Regions from separate parts of the Mus musculus genome. Here region 2 is linked to region 1. The links are chromatin loops, found by intact Hi-C in ENCODE. Cell type or tissue: left cerebral cortex. All regions are shown on one strand. Region 1 overlaps Reep4 (receptor accessory protein 4). Region 2 holds the start of Fam160b2 (family with sequence similarity 160, member B2).

Evidence for each region. Peaks named below come from ENCODE experiments on the same cell type or tissue, not always from the same donor. Only the 100,000 strongest peaks of a DNase experiment are listed, where the experiment ranks them.
Region 2: it touches region 1 in a loop (4-fold over the local background); 21 of 42 quality-filtered maps call a loop at or near these places.

Annotation. Positions count from the first base shown.
Region 1 is chr14:70,548,061-70,550,560 of GRCm38, forward strand. Reep4 (receptor accessory protein 4) reads left to right here. Exons shown (of 8, transcript NM_180588.2): 6 at 1-15; 7 at 125-279; 8 at 370-875. The coding sequence ends at 435. Among named protein-coding and RNA genes, the nearest start is that of Reep4, 4.1 kb to the left of the region's middle. In left cerebral cortex, a CTCF peak has its summit at 1,373 (motif pointing right); DNase peaks (open chromatin) are centred at 1,379 and 2,456.
Region 2 is chr14:70,598,572-70,601,071 of GRCm38, forward strand. Fam160b2 (family with sequence similarity 160, member B2) reads right to left here and starts at 1,264. Exons shown (of 17, transcript NM_194345.1): 1 at 1,171-1,264. The coding sequence starts at 1,215. In left cerebral cortex, a CTCF peak has its summit at 1,025; DNase peaks (open chromatin) are centred at 807 and 1,319; H3K4me3 peaks cover 1,763 bases; H3K27ac peaks cover 1,808 bases.

The sequences.
Region 1 (2,500 bases):
GTAGACCCCCTATTGGTAAGTGGAAAGAGGGGGAGCTGACCTCTCTGAGGACTAGAGGCAAGCTGGGCGTGACCCTAGGCTTGTATAAGTGCTCAGCTTTGCCCTGCGGGCCTCTCTTTGGCAGGATACCGGCCAGGCGGCCTGCAGGGCAGTGACACAGAGGATGAGTGTTGGTCAGACAATGAGATCGTCCCCCAGCCACCTGTTCGGCCCCGAGAGAAGCCTCTAGGCCGCAGCCAGAGCCTTCGGGTGGTCAAGAGGAAGCCATTGACTCGAGAGGTAAGTGTGTTGGAAGGACGGCATGAGGGGGGTGTGGATGGAGCTGCAGTGCCCACACCACTCAAGGTATACTGGCTTTCTCTTCCCAAGGGCACCTCACGCTCCCTGAAGGTCCGAACCCGGAAAAAGGCCATGCCCTCAGACATGGACAGCTAGAGTCTGCAGATTGAGGCCACCTTACCTCTGGAGCCAGCAGGGGACCTTTCGCTGCTACACCAGCTACCGGGGTTCTGCTCCGTCTGGCTTGTGCCTAAATGGCACATGGCGTGGTACCCTGCACAGGGAGACATTCACTATACCAAAGCAGCCCAGGCCTGGGGCCTATTTATTGCCTTCCTCTGCCTTTTACTTTCTCAGACACGGGACCAGAGCCCCACCAGTCCCTACCGACGAAACCAAAAGTCCAACCAGCTGTGTTCATTCCTTCTTGTCCTTCAAAATACTTGACAGCCTTTTCCAAGGCCTGGTGTGTGTGTGTGTGTGTGTGTGTGTGTGTGTTTACGTACACTAGCTGCATGTTTCGTGTTGGTGAGTGAGGTCAGGCTTATGAATATTTTTATATAAATAAATACCAAACAGTGTTTGGCCTCTCCTAATTTGTCTCTTCACATCTCATATTGTAGCTAACAACTCACTGCAGGCTCTGGCAAAGGGTGTAGAGACTGCTGGAAGATCTCTGTGCCCCATCCCAGCAGCAGTATTCTTACAGTTGCTCCTAGGGATCCTTGTGGAGTTAGGGTAGAGCCTGGTGTATTGGCACAAGCCTTTGATTCCAACATGGTTGAGGGGGAGAGGGCAGGAGGATTTCTGTGAGTCCAGCATGGTTTACATAGCCAGTTCCAGATCAGCTAGGACTAGAGAGACCCTGTCTCAAAAAACAAAAAACAAAGAGTCAGACTGATCTTGAAGGGTCAGTCGGGAATCAGTACTTACAGGAAGAGGCAAAGAGATGGGGAGCCTATAGAAACTGTACAGAGCAAACCTGAGGAGGCAGGCTAGGTCTTCCATGAACCTAGAGGAGCCACAGTTCAGTGAACTCTTCCTGTAGACATTCAGATACGATTAGGGTGAATTTGCACTCTAAGCCACAAGAGGGCAGCAGCTGCCTAGGGCCAGGCTGCCCCCACCTTCCAGGTCAAAGTGGGCGGGGCTCAGAGACGAGCCAACGCCTCACCCTGCTGGGGCCTGGATGCTGATGGGGCAGGCCAAAGGAATGATGATAGCCAATGATAGCCCTTGTCTGATGCTTGCCTTCTCCATCCATAGAGACCCAGGCGCTTGCCCTGGGTTGACTTTAATCCATCTCCTTTGATCCCTGGGTCATCTGCCCCTAAAGTAGGAGGCACGTTGTACCCAGGGTCCTCCCTCCTCCCACCCCATCTGTCCTTCCTTCCCACTTCGGAGTCAAGAGTGCTGGTTGGAGGAAAACTATGAGCTGCTAAATTGGAGTGTCCTGTGAGGATTAACTCTTGGTGTAGGGATTATCTGGGTTTTATTGGAGGGGAAGGCACTTAATCTGTGTGGCTGATTTAGCCTGGCATGGACTGGGGTTCAGTGGCTTTTCTCTATGGCATCCCCTCTGTATGTGATGCTGACTCTTACTGCCTCATTACTTCACCCAAAAGATGTGTTGCTAGGAACTGTAGGGGTGAGGAGACAAGGAAGTAGCCGCTATTACTATGATCCCCATTTCCCAAACAGGCACACAAAGGGCAAATGATTTGCCCAAGGTGGACTAGCTAGTAAGTGGCAGGATTGGGCTTTGGACCAGGCAGTCTGGCTCCAGAGTTGATGTTCTTAATCACTATTCAGTAAATGGGCTGTTCCTTGCCTGGGGGCAGGGGCAGGGAGAAGGAGTCTGGCATGTGTGGGATATTTGTTGCTCGCCTGACCTTGTGCTGAGCATTTCAGAGCTGGTTTCTTTGAATCTTCGCAAAGGGCCTGTTGTCCATCTTACAGGTGAAACGGCTTTCTCCTCTATAGAGGTGCTGCCCGAGAGGTGGGCAAAGTCACTTGGTCCTCCTGGGAGGACTGCTGAAGCCACTGTGCCCTGGCTCTGCAGAGCCCACCTCTGCCCTCCCCCGGCCTGCTTTGTTCTCCTACTCCAACTCATACACCTGTCTCAGAACCCTCTGCGCGCATGCCTCTGCCTTGCCTAGCCACTCACGGAGAGACTTCAGCCTTATTTTTACTGTTGTATCCCAGACTACATGGTTGAACC
Region 2 (2,500 bases), 51 kb after region 1:
TAAAGAATACAGGGCTACATAGAGACAACCTGTCTCAAACAAACAAACACCAAACACCAAAAACAATGAAGGTTCTGACTGGGGGGGGGGGGGGGGCGTCAGACCTAAGATTGTTTCTCAGGACACAATTTGATAGACTAAACCCATCAATTAGACAGTGTTCTTATACAATGAGAAAAAAATAATTAACTTTTCAAATAGCTTCTTGCAAGGCTGCTGAATGAAGTGACCAGGGACATGCACTTCCAGAAAAAAGGGGCCTAAACACAAACTGAGAGAGAGAGAGAGAGAGAGAGAGAGAGAGAGGAGAGAGAGGAGAGAGAGAAGGTAAAAGAGAGAGCGCAAGCAAGCTAGCTTTGCATGGAAACAACTCTTCCATTCAAAGCCCCTCCGGCAGGCTGAAGTCCCTAACTCAAGGTCAGCTGGCTCAGTGGCTTGAGATAAGCCTGCAGAGGGCTACTTCCGGGTTCTCGCGACCACCCACCCCTGCAAAGGTCTCTATCACCTTCTTCCTGGGACTTATGTCACTCAGGGCTGCAACTCCCATGCTAAGAGGGAACTCAGTGCGGGAACCCCTGCTCCCAGTAGTTGTCTGGCAGCTAAGAGAGGAAGGGGAAGGCTGTTGTCAATCCCAGGTGAGGAGGAATGGAGGAACGTCAGGAACGAGAAAGGAAGGCTGCCGGGCGGAGGAGGAGGCGTGGGGGCAGATCTGGGAGAAAGGGCTGGTGACAAGGGAACCTTTGGGGAGAGAAGAGTTACAAAGCTAGCGGAAGCTCTCGAGGCACAGGGAACGTTAAAGAAGCCGAGCGGAGCGCAGGCTCGGGGGACCGAGTCGCAGGTCAGGGAGTGGGACACAGGAAGCACAACAGGAAGCAGTGCGGAGGCCGGATCGAGGGATCGGGACTCAGGATCAAGGGAGCATGGCTCAGGATCACGAGAGTCGGGCTTAGGATCAGAAGAGCGAGGCGCAAGATCGAGGGAGCCGGTCGGTCTGGAGAGAACCCCGGAGCTAGGCGCTCCTGGCGGCCGCGACGCGGGACTGTACCCGAAGACGAAGCCCGGAAGCGGCGTCGGGGCCAGGGGAGGGGCCCTGCCCAAGGGGCCCGCACCTCACCCGCCCGCCCCCCTGCCCGCGCCCGCCCCTCCGGTCCGACCAGGGCCCGGCCTCACCGCCCCCACGGCCTCCTGCAGCAGTGCCCCGAGCCGGCTCAGCATGATGGCGGCCCGGCCCGGCTCGCGGCCCGGCTCCCGGTGGCGGCGCAGCGGTGGCGGAGGAGGCGGCCCAACGGGCGGGAGGCGGGACCCGGCTCTGAAACCCCGCCCCTGCCGGAGGGCTCGGGGGCGCTCTAAGCCCAGGGCTGGGCAGGTCCTGATGGAGGGCGGTGGGGAGCACCCTGGGAGCTGATGACCTAAGATTCCTTTGAGTAACACCCAGAGACTTCTAATTCCTCGTGCACCCTCACAATCCTACCAACACAGTAGCCCTGGACACACACGGCTCTGGAGTGTTTAAAATGACCTGGCCCTGACAAGCTGTGTCAAGGACACTCCAGAAGGCAAAGACATAGTGGGAAGAATTGACGACATGTTTAAATGTAATGGATTAGGAATATTGGAATAGGTTATGGCTAATATTAATTTCACCCTGTTGTTCAGTACTTTTATAAAAAAAAAAAAAAAGGTCGTTATTGGAAAAGATGTCCTCTAAGGTTTGCTGTTTGATTAGGAATTGATCCGAAGAGTCCCAGCAAAATCTGTCTCATGTCCCCCGCTCTGGAGGGAAAGAAAGCAATTGGGGTACACCTGCAATCAATCCCAGCACTCAGTAGTATCAACAATTCAAGGAGGTAGTGAGATCCCGTACCAAACACATACACACACACACACACTGACACACACACTCCGAACACAAAGATACATGCATACATACACACACACATACCACTCACACAATTACAACACACTGACACCACACACACATACACACACACACCACTGAGAGAGAGAGAGAGAGAGAGAGGTTGAAGACACGAACTGTTTAAAACAAAAACCAAAGCAAACAATAAAAAACAAGGGCTGCATGAGGCTCTTGGTTCAATCCTCAGTATCAGATAAGTAAATAGATAGATGGATAAATAATACATAAATTATATAAAAATTATGTAAATGTATATAGGTATTTACATAAATTATAAATGATTAAATTACTTACATCTATCTTAAATATCCAGGATATCCTAAAACTCACCATTATTTTTGTTCCAAGGCTGGAGATTATAGGCTTGTGTTACCATACCTGGGCTGCACTATAAATTCCAGGCCAGTCTTAGAAACATAGTGAGACATTAAAAACAAGAGTTGGGCCGGGCATGGTGGCACACGCCTTTAATCCCAGCACCCGGGAGGCAGAGGCAGGCGGATTTCTGAGTTCAAGGCCAGCCTGGTCTACAAAGTGAGTTCCAGGACAGCCAGGGCTATACAGAGAAACCCTGTCTCGAAA